Linked DNA regions of Homo sapiens: region 1 is linked to region 2. The links are chromatin loops, found by intact Hi-C in ENCODE. Cell type or tissue: dorsolateral prefrontal cortex. All regions are shown on one strand. Links, peaks and the distances in the headings refer to the core of each region. The heading gives the core; the rest is flanking DNA.

Region 1 (7,537 bases), core at 1,711-5,710, 240 kb before region 2:
AAAACATCATTGTCTTAAACAGCTTCTGTAGCACTTTGGCTCCTCTCTTCACCACGACTTTTCTTTTTTCTTTTTTTTTATTGAGATGGAGTCTCACTCTGTCGCCCAGGCTGGAGTGCATTGGCACGATCTCGGTTCACTGCAACCTTCACCTCCCAGGTTCAAGCAATTCTCCTGCCTCAGCCTCCTGAGTAGCTGAGACTACAGGCACACGCTACCATGCCCGGCTAATTTTTGTATTTTTAGTAGAGACAGGGTTTCGCCATGTGGTCAGACTTGTCTCAAACTCCTGACCTCAGGTGATCCGCCCTCCTCGGCTTCCCTAAGTGCTGGGATTACAGGCGTGAGCCACCGCGCCCGACCACCACGACCTTTCTTTTGGAGAAAGTGATACCTACGGCCATGGTTTCCAAACTTGTTTGACAGCACTTTATGCCCCAGAATATAAACAGACAAAATTAGTATTTATTAGTGTATTTCCTCTATATAATTCATTTATAACATTGGCTTATAAAATCAGTTGTTGAATACAACTAGTATTTTGTTTTAGAAAATAATTTGAAATCAGCCTCGATATTTCATTTTTGGCCTTAATTAGTTTAGGTTATACAGTATTGAGAAAAATCCTGAATCAACCATGTAAAGTCTTTACAAATAGTGGAACTTCTGAACAACGTTCCCATCCCTTGCAATTTCAACATAGCCTTCAATTAAATGGATGTCCTCAAAAGAGCAAATAGGAACATTTCTATTCAAAAATTGGATCATCAATAATATGTAAAAATTGCTCCTTTCTCATAAATATAGAGATTGGAAGAGAAGCATTCAAAATTTACAGTAAGTATTCCAAACTATATTGAATGAGGTAACTTGTCATTTATATTTGCACTACTGTGCCGTTATGCTGGAAACAGAATTTGTTCTGAATAGATCCTTGCACTTGACTTGGCATTTAATGGAGTGCAATTGTCAGTGTAAGATTTATATAGTTATACCCAAGTAGACGTGAGCAGTCCTGATTTTTTTTCTTTTCCTTTTTTTTTAAATTTTCTTTTTGTTTTTTTAATTTAAGCTTTCTTTAAAGTTCGGGAGTACATGTGCAGGTTTGTTATATAGGTAAATTTATGTCATGAGAATTTGTTGTGCAGATTATTTCATCACCAGGTACTAAGCCTAGTTCCCATTAGTTATTTCTCCTGATCCTCTCCCTCCTCCCACCCTCCACCCTCCAAAAGGCCTTAGAGTGTGTTGCTGCTTCTACGTGTCCATGTGTTTTCATCATTAAGCCCCCACTTATAAGTAAGAACTTGCAGTATTTGGTTTTCTGTTCCTTAGTTTGCTAAAGCAAACTAACCCCAGCTCCATCCATGTTCCTGCAAAGGACATGATCTCATTTCTTTTTATGGCTGCATAGTCTTCCATGGTGTATATGCATGTGGTGTACCACATTTTCTTTATCCAGTCTACCACCGACAGGCATTTAGGTTGATTCCATGTCTTTGCTATTGTGAATAGTGCTGCAATGAGCATACACATGCATATGTCTTTGTAACAGAATAGTTTATATTCCTTTGGGTATATATCCACTAATGAGATTACTGGGTCCAATGGTATTTCTGTTTTTAGGTCTTTGAGGAATCGCTACACTGTCTTCCACAATGGTTGAACTAATTTACACTCCCACCGACAGTGTATAAGAGTTCCTTTTTCCCTGCAACCACACCCGCAAGTCTTAAATTTTTAAATGAACATTTAGGCACCATTACATTTCTAATTAATGATACATTTAGGAGAAGTAAAAGTATTTCCACTGAAGGCAGAAGAAATGTATTTTGAGTTTATACAAAATGAGTAAACCTGAGAGTACAAGATAAAGTAGGAGTGATATTAAAGAGTTAAAATTTAATATATAGTACCCTGAACACACATGCCACTTCTATTCTTTTTTACAAAATAGTTGAAGTTTATGTCTAGAATAAAATTCAAACCAAACATTTGAGGATCCCTGAAGCACTTTGCAGAATTCCTCTAGTGTCTGGCATAGTGCCTGACATAAAATAAGTAATGAATATCTGTTGAATGGATAGTATATTCTAGTTTGAAAATTCATGGGCATCATCTAGCAAAGGTTTCTCAAGACTCTTTTAGCCTCTCAAGGGGAGGTAAAACAGAAAACTAAGTCATTCTGGGCTGCTATCTACCTTTGGTACTTAACTACCATTAAGCTTATTTTTCATGACCATTTTACAATGGAGGTATTTACATGTGTAACTGGAGGTCTGTAAGGAAAGTATCATTATCCCAATATTGTAGCTTATAAAAATCAAGGCAGAATAATACTTACTAGAGTCTATTAATGAGTAAAGTGTGGACTTGTAATTTAGAACCTGGGCATGGGGCCCCATAGGACATGCTGCCCCTCCCTCATCTCTCTGCCCTTGGTACTCTCCACCTCTCCCTCCCCATCTCCCCAGTTTCTCATCTCCCTGATGAGCTAAAAGCATTATATATAATTTAAAGCCTAGTTGAATTTTGGAGTTGGTCAGAAACAGCTATCATGGCTAGTTCACATAAAAGAGGATTGAAATGATAATATGCAGTATATACACTATACATACCATATAATTAACAGTGTAAATAGAAACCATTTCTACACATCGTGTGTATAGAATCAATTTCTGAAGGCTTGGAATAAACTACATTGCCTATCATATCTGAGGATTTCACAGTAAAAGGGCTTTCCTATTGAGAAATGAACAATTATTCTTCCCTCTATAACTTTTAAGAGTTGCTTAAATATTTTAGCTCTCTTTCTCCTAGAAAATGGAGACTGTACTAAACAAATAAACATAGAGTGTTAAAATGTCCCTGCTGATAATTTTACTGAACCTCTGAAAAATCATCTCTGTTGCATAAATAATGCTGGAGACAATAGTCAAGGATCAGGGTTTTTCAGCACACAATGTAGGCTTTGTACAGTGGATGTTTTCCCTGTTTTTTTTTTTTTCTCCTCGATAGAGTGGTAACAAAAGTAGAGCTTTCCCACTTTGTCCCAGAGATGGGGGTTTTAAGTCTATTGAGGGCAACTTTGTGCCTTATCTAAGCCTCTCACCATGGGCAACTTAGGAGGAAAGGCTGGCTTCGTTGGTCCCTGGACAGGAAAGAGGGGCCACTGTGGGGACAAGGAACAGGTCTCTGCTTAAGTGGATCTGACAGCTTTGCATTAAAAAAGATGTTTATCCTTGTTTATGGCATATCCCTTCTCCTTTTATAATTCCCATGATTGGTGTTACTTTTTATAGTAAGCCTGACTGTCTGGGAAGGATCCACATTGTTCCAATGCCTTAGAAAGCAAAGGGAAGGGTGAGAAACCTTCAGAAATGCTATCTGCAGAAGATTCTTCCTTTTAGAATCTACAGAGCAAATGAACTCTTTGTGTGTTCGCTCAAGCACATATATGCAGTATATATAACATGGGCGCTTTTTGAATGGGTGACTTAAATGAAAGAATTATAGCTTTTCTTTATATACTTCTGCAGCTTCTTTGGTATGTTGACTATATTTTCAAATTAATATTGGTTATTAATAATTCGTTTGCTCAAAGTTATATTCTAATGTCACTTTTTGTGGTGTAATAACTGGAAAGAATCCTACTGTCTTTAACGTTTAGAAATACCTATGGAAAACTCCAAAAACACTCTGATCTACTTTAACTATTTACACTGTCATTGTAGTAAGAAAAGTAAGGAAACTTCCAACTAGAGTTTAATTTTGAAGAGGATGCAGGGTATCTTTTAGAAAGATTTTCTTAATCATTTGGATTAATCCTGACTTTCAACTCTAGATAAAAAATAGGATATCCCATAAGAAGGATTTGCAACATGTAGGGAATTTTTTGCCAACCAGGAAAAGCTCCCAGGGTCTAAGTTATTAAAGTTACATTTATTGGTGATTATGTCTATTTCCTGTATAAAATGAAATTTCAAAACAAACACTTGAGTCAAGAAAAGTCAACTAAATGACATGGTTTTTATACATGTAAAAGAAGTGGTCATTTTCAAAGGGGCTCATATGGCTTGGTAGATGAACTAAAATGAATGTGAGAGCTTAACATCAACTCCTGACAAACTCTGATACAGTTGTAGACAGACAGACAGACACACACACACACACACACACACACACACACAAAGAGTTCACAAGGAAAATAGACAAACTGCCCAGAGACACCCAGATTTAATCTCATCAAGGGGCTCTTGAGATGTTGTAAACCAAGTAACTAGAGTTTGACTAGTTGAGACTGTCCCTAGACCTTCTGGGTAGGATTAATTCCATGTAATTCTCTATAGCCCTTTCTAATTGGTTGAGATGTATGAGACGCCACACATAATGGAATCACTTAGCCATCTGCATCTCACATGAGCAGATGTGATGTATATATTTTCAAATAAAAAAAAAACCATTCTCTTAAGAAGAAGAGAAGCCAGAAATTGGTTCTACCTTTACAGGAACATAGTGCATACCTTTCTTCCCAATACTGTGATAAACATAAATGGTTAACACCAAAGCTGCTACATCAGCAATTCCACCCCTGGGAGAAGGGACAAATTATATTGTAAATGAACCTAGCTGCTGCAGAGCCCAGGGCTCCACTCTAGGTTGGACTTTTGAGTTTTGGTAAAAGTAAATATTGACATTAAGAGCAACTCTACCAAGCCCTGTGCAAGTACGCAAACTGATATCATCTTATAAAATAGATCTTCAAGAAATTAAATGGTAACAAAAATAACATACACCAGATGGAACACTTACACAAATCTGTGCCTACTACCCACCAAAATACTTACTCATTCTGATTGAGTTAGGAAATAAAAAGCACTGGTATGACATGAAGGTTACACAGTCAGCTAGTTAGTTGAATTTCTCACTTTTCAATTTGTTTGTTACAGTACTATATAAACACAACCTGAGCCCACAAGTCATTACAGTAAACCAAACTCAAACAAAAAATAGTCCAACAGTACACAGTGACCACCATACACACTTAATACTCATTCTTTACTCTACCCAAACACATCCTAATGAGAGCTAGATACTGTTTGGCATTAGCAAATTGTTACTAGTGAACCATTGGCTGGCAGCTGGCAAGAGAGATACTATTCTCCTTCACCTCAAAGAAGAAACCTTTTCTGGATTAACAAGGAACTGACTTAGAGGAAGGCCTTCCCCAACTCTAACCATCCAACGGCTTTTTAAAATTTTATAGTCCCTTCCAAAACCTTATTCAGGGTTGTAGAAGAATTCTAAACCACAACATTTTCCTAATCCAAGATCACTCACTAAAATCAAAATCTATGGATATATTTTTGATAAATTTTGCCTGCTACCATCTTAAGAAGGCTACATAAGGCAAATGGTCACCCAGAAATGGTCACCAAGTGTCAAAGCTCTGGAGGGCAGCATGGGATTGTTTCCTGGTCAAGTGTACTACACCGACTTTGCCCTGCTCATCCCCTCATTCTTTCTTTTCTCTGCCCATCATAAGTGGACTTGGTATCATCCCTCCTCCTCACATTCATGATAGAATGGACCACATTCCCCCAAGATAGTTTCCTCTACCTGGAATACTCTTCCCTCACTCAGTCATGTTGCTGCCCAAATATCACTCAGTTATCACAAAGGCCTCCCCTAACCCCTCTATGTAAACTAACCCAGCAACACCATCTCTCTCTATTTAGTTATTCTGCATTGTTCTTCCTCGTAGCCCTGACTTGCAATGTTTGTATTTTGGCTGCTTCTCCCCCATTAGTATGTCAGCTCCTTGGGGTCAGGACTTTGCATTTTTTTGGTGTTCAATGTTGTATCCTCTAATACCTGGCACAGTACCTGGCAAATAGTCTGCCCTTATGAGATATTTATTTTACAAATTGATAAGTGAATGATAAGAGGCCTTTGCCTAGAGTTTTCAGAAGCACTTAAGCCATTTATTGAATTTTTATGGTATGTGGCACCCAAATTTTTTGTGTGGTTCAGAGACAAGACATTAAAGCAGAGGACCTGGGGATTTCCTTCAGGCTACAGGACAACCCAGAGTTGGTCAGTGATTGGTGAAGGCCACTGTGGTCTGATTACAGGATTAAAATCCTTAGTCTGTATTCAAAGTCCTCTAGCATATGGCTCCACTTTACTTTTCATCCTTCTGGTTCTTGGAGTAAGCATATATATTCTCAGTCAAACTGAGCTATTTTCTACCAGGTGTGTTCATCTCTGCCACTGTACTCTATTTATGATATTCTATTTGCCCCAAAATGCTCTTTCTACCCTTCCCATTCTTCCCAGCACTGCTTGCCCATCACCATGTATCTAAATTTCACTTCATGCCTCCCTCAAGACCTCCTCTAGGAATCATGCCTTCCATTAAAGTCTTCTTGTCTGACATCACCATCACCAGCTTCACCCTGGCTGGAAGGGGTCTCTCCTCTCCACTGTCACCATCATGATCTCCTTCTCCCCTGTGGAATTACCCCTCTCTACTATGTATCTGTAGGCTTTGGTCGTTTGTTTTTATTTGCTTTTTTTTTATGAGCCTTAGCTTTTCGATTAGACCAAGCAGAAGTTTTCTTTGTTTTTCTTAATCTGCCTCTACCTAGTTCACAAGTCCAAAGCATTGCTTGTTCATAGTAATTCTCAATTGCAGGGTACACATGGCAAGATCGAAAGAGGGGGAGTGGGGCAGAGTATCTGATTCTAGAGTGAGGAGAATGTATATATCCTAAAAAAAGGTTTCTTGCCTCTTGCCATCCCACCCTGTAATTTGTGACATCCCAAATAACCTTCTCATGCTTCAGATTCACCATACTAGGCTAGAACAGTACATGTATTATTTACCATTGCATCCCCTACTGTGTCCAACACAGTGCCCTGAATTTACTGGGTACAGAACAAATGTTTGATGAATGAATGAATGCATTCATGGGAAACCTTTCCGTTCCTTTGTACCTAGCACCTCCCTGATCCTAGGTTGGAAACACACATCCTTAAGGCAGGCTATAAAATACCTTCATCTTTAATCCTTATCCCCCTCCACAGACACCCACACCCTCTGACCAGGCATTTATCTCAGGGCACAAAATGCCATTTGCCTGCTGATCAAAGGCTGTGGGAATGGGCGGCAGGAGCAGCTGTGCTCAGATCCCGCCCACACCCTTCCTGTTTGCAGCAGCCCACCCCAGGGGCTATTATGCTTTCGGCAGGCTAAGGAGAGTCCCTCCTCCCTCCCCTCCTTCCCTGGTCCTTGCAGACACTGTGGGTCTGAAGTGGCAGCCCCTCGCCCCTGGAGCCTGCTCTCAGCATTTCATTGTCCCCAGGCAAGACATAGATAGCGGGCCAGACGCTCCTTTCCCCTTTCCTGGGACTCTGATAAGGCAATGAAAACAGTTCTCTATTTTCCTGCACAAAAGCTGACATACAAGAATGGGGTGGAGCATAAGTGATAACCAGCTAGAATTTGTTGCTTTTTAAAAGAAATGTGGTGGGG
Region 2 (7,537 bases), core at 2,433-6,432:
GGTGTGGCAAAATGGTGAAGTATTAAGGTACTAAGCAAATTGAGTTTGAAAAAAAAAATCATTTCCAATCTTCCATATCTAAAAGATAAGAAATTGTTGTTGTTGTTGTTTAGGGAGAATGCTGGATTATTCTGAATGTTTATACACCATAGGTCCATATGCCATAAAACAAAATTCTTCATTTGACCTATGAAGACCTGTCCAGTAACCCATTCACTTTAATAATTCTTGTTATCAGAAAGGGCCTTTTAACTGACCTAACTCTTCAGCCTAGAGTTAAAGAATGTTTTTGATAGCAGTTAACAGTTAATACGTGTATAATTTTTCAAAAATCTTATGCCCAGAGACGTTTTTAGATGCCTCTAAGTTCTTAGCCTTCTATAAATATCTGGTTTTCTTGACCTTTGTTGTCATTCTGTTAGTGTGTGGAAATGAAGAGATTCATGCATATGAAGTGTGACATGGATGTAACAGAATGTATTATAAGTTTTTTTAAGGGGTAGAAAGAGGTTGAATAACCTTGGCACTTAACTCTAAAGTTTCTTGTATCAAGTTTGCATTGTAAGTCTTGTGTTTTCATTACAATGAAAACAAAGTCACATTTTCTCATGCAGAAGAAAAAGTATTTTGCAAAGAATGGCTATTATTCGTAATGTTTTACTTGTATAAGTGTAGTAATAAATTATGACTCTGAACACAAATGAATATCTTAGTTGCATTAACCCCTCCTTTCCTGATTATAAGCTATCAAGATGAACAGGATTTACCTTCCTAGGTCTTTCAGCACTTCTTTTTTAACCTTTTTCCTTAATTGCAGAGAACCTAAAGACTTTTTTTTTTCTTTTTCCACCAAAACAATGTGCCTGGAGCTTTGCATAGCTCTGTTTGGGTAGACTTTCCCTTATGCCAGCAATGACTGGCTTCTTTCCCTGTCCTAACCAGTCTGTCCCAGCACAGCTGCATCAAATTGGCTTGTCTGGGATCTGGCAAGATGATGGAGACGTGTTTGCAGTCATGAGGGCAAAACACAGAGGCACATAGACCATGACTCTCATGATAACACATTTCTGTCCCAGGCACAAGCCACTCTTAAATGAGAACTAAGCCAGTCACATTTTGATCTTACAAGCAGCCACTGTTAGATTTATTTTATTGTTTTGACATCTTTCTGACAATGAAAACATAAGCATAAAATAGTACAAATGGTTGGGTGTGGTAACTCATGAAAACTCACGTGCAAGCCGAGCACACATGTGCCTGTAGTTCCAAGTACATGGGAGGCTGAGGCAGGAGGATCATTTGAGTCAGGTGTTCAAGGCTGCAATGAGCTATGATTATGCCACTGTGCTCCAGCCTGGGTGACAGAGGGAGGTCCCATCTCAAAAACAAAAACCAAAAAGACCTGTGCAAGCTGGTGACCATCAGATAAGCGAGATGAGGGTATGGCCAAGCTCAGGGGAAAAACCTTGCCTGTGGTAACACGTCTTTTACTGATACTTGGAAGGAAGCTTGAGAGGCTGTTGGGCCCATCTGAAATATATTCATGAGTCCATCACTGCTAAATCATTAAACAGATTTAAGGCATATGTGTTGCATCAAGAGAATAGGCTTAAAACACCAAGTGCCTCCTGACCAAGATGATCATGGGAAACGAGTCTCAGTGCTCAACCCATGAATTATCTGGCCACACTGACCATTTCTCATACCAGAGATACTTTTTTGATGCGATCCTCAAACCCCAAGGATTCCCAAGAGTGGGAGCCACAGACAAAACAACACAGGAACAATAATTCGATATAAATGCATTTAGCCACTTCTCCAAACACCAAGATGCAGCAGACAAGACAATCCCTTTGCTCTGGATATCAGGAGCTTGGACAAAAGAAGAAACAAAGTTCACAAATTGTTTGTCTTTAGGATATGACACAGTGAGAGAAGTGGTGAAAGTTATTTGTTTGTTATGCTTAAATGTATAGTTTAAGAGTTAAAATTCCGGCCTGGCGCAGTGGCTCATGCCTGTAATCCCAGCACTTAGGGAGGCCGAGGTGGACGGATCACAAGGTCAGGAGTTTGAGACCATCCTGGCTCACACAATGAAACCCCATCTCTACTAAAAGTACAAAAATTAGCCAGGCGTGGTGGCAGGCACCTGTAGTCCCAGCTACTTGGGAGGTTGAGGCAGGAGAATCACTTGAACCCAGGAGGTGGAGGATGCAGTGAGTCGAGATCACGCCACTGCACTCCAGCCTGGGCAACAAAGCGAGACTCCATCTCAAAAAAAAAAAAAAAATTGTGTAAGTGTATATTTTCTACTGATACAGTAAAGACATTAACAAGGAAGTTGTTTGCTTAATAATACAGCAACTTCACAGCCATATCTAGGAAAATGCATGTTTAATGACTTAAATCAAGTTTATTAAGCAATTTTGTTTAAGATGTGGGAGCTTCTTAAAATTCTTGGTGCTTATTCATCAGACCACTTATAAACAACTTGAACTCCATATTTATAATTCTAGTGAATTTATCTCTATTCAATATTTATAAGTCATTATAAAATATCTCAATTCTTCAAAAAGTATAATAAGTATAAAGACTAAAGGAACAGGTTTTGAAATCAGACAGACCTGATGCATCTTGAGATTTAATGGCTATGCAACTTTGGACAAATTACTGAACTTTGGACAAATTACTAAGCTTTGTTTTTATCATTAGTAAGATAGTTTTGTTTTGTTTTGAGACAGGGTCTTGCTCTGTCACCCAGGCTGGAATGCAGTGACACGATCACAGCTCACTGCAGTCCTGACCTCCCAGGCTCAAGCAATCATCCCTCCTTAGCCTCCCTAGCAGCTGGGACTATAGGTGTGGGCCACCATACCTGGCTAATTTTTTTTCTGAGGATTTTCTGAGGATTACATGAGATAATGTTCATAAGACCTGACACATAGTATATTATCAATAAATGATAGTGCAGCTTATTCAAATTTAGTTTATTAAAGATGTTTTAATATCCACATTAAGTCTCATTTGGTCTTTTTTTTTTTCTTATTCAGAGTCTTGCTCTGTAGCCCAGGCTGCAGTCCAATGGTGAGATCTCAGCTCACTGCAACCTCCACCTCCCAGGTTCAAGCAATTCTCCTGCCCCAGCCTCCTGAGTAGTGGGGATTACAGGCACCCACCATCATGCCTGGCTAATTGTTTGTATTTTTAGTAGAGACAGAGTTTTGCCATGTTGGCCAGGCTGGTCTTGAACTCCTGATCTCAGGTGATCAACCTGCCTCAGCCTCCCAAAGTGCTGGGATTACAGGAATGAGCCACCGCGCCTAGCCTCATTTGGTCTTATACACAATTTCTGCTTTCCCACTCAGACACTTTCATTCAAATATATACCAAGGTAGTCCCCCAATATCCATTCTCTTTACATTAAGTGAATAACATGTACATATTGATTTTTATGAATATATTCACAGATTTGCAGAATTTCAGAGTTAGAAGAACATAAACTAGACTATGCTTCATTTCTCAGATGAGAAAAATGGAGGCATAGCCACGTTAGATCATCTTTCCCACAGTGACATGATCCAGGTCTCCTAATTTCTAGTACTTGATTCTTTCTGAGGTGAAGTGACCACAAAGCAAACAACATTTTCTTTTATATCTTGTATATTCGAGGTGCCAGGGGTTTTTATTTTGTTGTGGATGAGCTAAATAGGTCTATCTGTTTGTTAGGATAGCACACTTTATGTTTCCTGTCTTCAAAAGCAATGGTTTTTAGTCTGATTCAAAATAAATACAATGGGGTCATGTTTCTTCAAAAGAAAAAAATATAGTGAGCATAGATGAGATTAAAATTGCATTACTGTTTTCAAGTGATGTCCCTCACTATCAAAAAGCAAATCACACAAAGGTGAACGGAGTTGGGCCACTAATACTCAGTGCAGGATCTTTCATATATACAGTACTCATAAAACTACTGAACCACCCGTGACTGGGCACGGGTTTTGAGCTGCTACTTCATCTTCCTTGCTGTGGCTCCTTAATGTTCTTAGTGTGAAGACAAAATCCTTCACCTCACTACGAGGCCATGCAAGATCCATCTACTGCCTACTTCCCAGGCCTCTCTTCACCTCTCTCTGATACCTCTGCCTTGCCATCCAGCCCTCCTGGCTTTCTTTCAGCCTCTGGTATTCTCCTCGCTCCCTCCTGCTACAAGGCCTTGCACATGTTCCTTCTGTGTGAATGTTCCTTTCTCTCCTTCTTACCTAGGCAACTCATCTTTATCTTTCAGATCTCAACAAATGGATCACTCCTCTGACATCTCCAACTGGTTCAAAACCTCACTGTAGAACTATATGAACCACCTATTTCTCCTTTCTTCCTCATAGGCTTTGTCAGTCACAATTTAAATTTGTGATTGTATGATTACTGTCTATCTTCACCACCACACTCAAAGCAAATGACAGTGACTATGTTTCTGCTTATCATTGAGTCTCCAGGACCTCTTGCCCTGCGTCTATCTGACACAGAAAAGAGGCTCAACAAATATTTTTGGACATTGGTTAAATGAATGAATACATGAATGCATGACTGATGGAATGAGGAAGGAATGAATGAACGTCATATGCTGAACCAGCATACTTGTTGCATTAAATTTATTTGAATGGCTTTCCCCAGTCTTTAATCTGATAGCACAATACATATACATATACAAGTAAAATAAAGCACAATTGATGACAAGAAGAAAGAAACTAAAGGGAAAAAATCCTCAACATTTCAAAAGTGGGATTACTTGATTAAAGAATCAGAATGAGACACATGAGACTAGGACGCCACCTTGTGGTTTATTTTCACATTTACCATTTTCGACCTGCTTTCAGAACAACTTCAGAAAGTTCAACCTGGAACTTTTGTACTTCAGAAAAAGCGAGTGTGTGTTGTTCAACCCCATGTGTCCATGTGTTCTCATCATTCAGCTCCCACTTATGAGAACATGTGGCAGCCCTCTCCCTCTCCCTCTCCCCATGGTCTCCCTCTCCCCACGGTCTCCCTCTCCCTCTCTTTCCACGGTCTCCCTCAAATGCCGAGCCGAAGCTGGACTGTACTGCTGCCATCTCGGCTCACTGCAATCTCCCTGCCTGATTCTCCCGCCTCAGCCTGCCAAGTGCCTGCGATTGCAGGCGCGCGCCGCCACGCCTGACTGGTTTTCGTATTTTTTTGGTGGAGACGGGGTTTTGCTGTGTTGGCCAGGCTGGTCTCCAGCTCCTAACCGCGAGTGATCTGCCAGCCTCGGCCTCCCGAGGTACCGGGATTGCAGACAGAGTCTCGTTCACTCAGTGCTCAATGTTGCCCAGGCTGGAGTGCAGTGGCGTGATCTCGGCTAGCTACAACCTCCACCTCCCAGCCGCCTGCCTTGGCCTCCCAAAGTGCCGAGATTGCAGTCTCTGCCCGGCCGCCACCCCGTCTGGGAAGTAAGGAGCGTCTGCCTGGCCGCCCATAGTCTGGGATGTGAGGAGCCCCTCTGCCCGGCTGCCCAGTCTGGGAAATGAGGAGCACCTCTTCCCGGCCGCCATCCCGTCTAGGAAGTGAGGAGCGTCTCTGCCCAGCCGCCCATCGTCTGAGATGTGGGGAGAGCCTCTGCCCCGCCGCCCCGTCTGGGATGTGAGGAGCGCCTCTGCCCGGCCACGACCCTGTCTGGGAGGTGAGGAGCGTCTCTGCCCGGCCGCCCCATCTGAGAAGTGAGGAGCCCCTCCGCCCGGCAGCCGCCCCGTCTGAGAAGTGAGGAGCCCCTCCGCCCGGCAGCCACCCCGTCTGGGAAGTGAGGAGCGTCTCCGCCCGGCAGCCGCCCCCTCCGGGAGGGAGGTGGGGGGCAGCCCCCGCCCGGCCAGCCGCCCCGTCCGGGAGGTGGGGGCGCCTCTGCCCGGCCGCCCCTGCTGGGAAGTGAGGAGCCCCTCTGCCCGGCCGCCACCCCGTCTGGGAGGTGTACCCAACGGCTCATTGAGAACGGGCCATGATGACGATGGCGGTTTTGTGGAATAGAAAGGGGGGAAATGTGGGGAAAAGATAGAGAAATCAGATTGTTGCTGTGTCTGTGTAGAAAGAAGTAGACATAGGAGACTCCATTTTGTTCTGTACTAAGAAAGATTCTTCTGCCTTGGGATGCTGTTGATCTATGACCTTGCCCCCAACCCTGTGCTCTCTGAAACATGTGCTGTGTCCACTCAGGGTTAAATGGATTAAGGGCGGTGCAAGATGTGCTTTGTTAAACAGATGCTTGAAGGCAGCATGCTCGTTAAGAGTCATCACCACTCCCTAATCTCAAGTACCCAGGGACACAAACACCGCGGAAGGCCGCAGGGTCCTCTGCCTAGGAAAACCAGAGACCTTTGTTCACATGTTTATCTGCTGACCTTCCCTCCACTATTGTCCTATGACCCTGCCAAATCCCCTTCTGCGAGAAACACCCAAGAATGATCAATAAAAAACAACAACAAAAAAAAAAAAAAAAAAGGAAAAGCACCATTATAAACTATGGCAATAGAGGGGAGTGGAATTTTGCTTAACTATCGCTTCCATGCCGTAATCCCAAAGAGTTGGCCCAAACATTACCTATCATTTATTTTTATTTTTCATTTTAATTCAATATTGAATTAATATAGAACAGCATTATATATATGCTATTCTCTCTATATAATATATAATATATAGAATAGCGTATTATAACATTATATATAATATATAACATAGCATTATATATGTTATGCTATTATATATATAATATATAAATATATAATATGTATTTATCAATTAAACCAAGAAGTAGACTTCTAGGACTTCACTTGAAAAGAATTATATGCAGGCTGAGCCCATCATACTGCTATTCTTTTTTTTTTTTTTTTTTTTGAGACGGAGTTCTTGCTGTCGCCCAGCCTGGAGTGCAGTGGCGCGATCTCTGCTCACTGCAGGCTTCACCCACCGGGTTCACCCCATTCTCCAGCCTCAGCCTCCCGAGCAGCTGGGACTACAGGTACCCGCCACCTCGCCCGGCTAGTTTTTTTGTATTTTTAGTAGAGACGGGGTTTCACCGTGTTAGCCAGGATGGTCTCAATCTCCTGACCTCGTGATCTGCCCGCCTCGGCCTCCCAAAGTGCTGGGATTACAGGCGTGAGCCACTGCGCCAGGCGATGCTATTCTTATATGAATGACAGCTCTACATTTCTGTCTACATATATAATGCTATATATATGCTATGCTATTCTATATATTATTCTATATATAATATATGTTATGCTATTCTATATTATTCTATATATGATATAGAACATATCCTATATATTATTCTATTATATATGTTATGCTATTCTATATATTATTCTATATATAATATAGAATATATTCTATTATATGTAATATAGAATATATTCTATTATATGTAATATAGAATATATTCTATATATATAATATAGAATATATTCTATTATATGTAATATAGAATATATTCTATTATATGTAATATAGAATATATTCTATATATATAATATAG

What was found. Hi-C counts contacts between places; a loop is a spot of excess contacts. Peaks named below come from ENCODE experiments on the same cell type or tissue, not always from the same donor. Only the 100,000 strongest peaks of a DNase experiment are listed, where the experiment ranks them.
Region 1: it touches region 2 in a loop (2.5-fold over the local background); 20 of 110 quality-filtered maps call a loop at or near these places.

What each region holds. Positions count from the first base shown.
Region 1 is chr6:125,521,578-125,529,114 of GRCh38, forward strand. No RefSeq gene overlaps it. Among named protein-coding and RNA genes, the nearest start is that of LINC02523, 150 kb to the right of the region's middle. RefSeq lists an enhancer at 6,502-7,537. In dorsolateral prefrontal cortex, for the core only: no CTCF peak of the experiment used is centred there; no DNase peak of the experiment used is centred there; H3K27ac peaks cover 278 bases.
Region 2 is chr6:125,765,169-125,772,705 of GRCh38, forward strand. No RefSeq gene overlaps it. Among named protein-coding and RNA genes, the nearest start is that of TRE-CTC1-7, 11 kb to the right of the region's middle. RefSeq lists an enhancer at 5,641-6,563. In dorsolateral prefrontal cortex, for the core only: CTCF peaks have their summits at 4,822 (motif pointing left) and 5,026; a DNase peak (open chromatin) is centred at 4,839.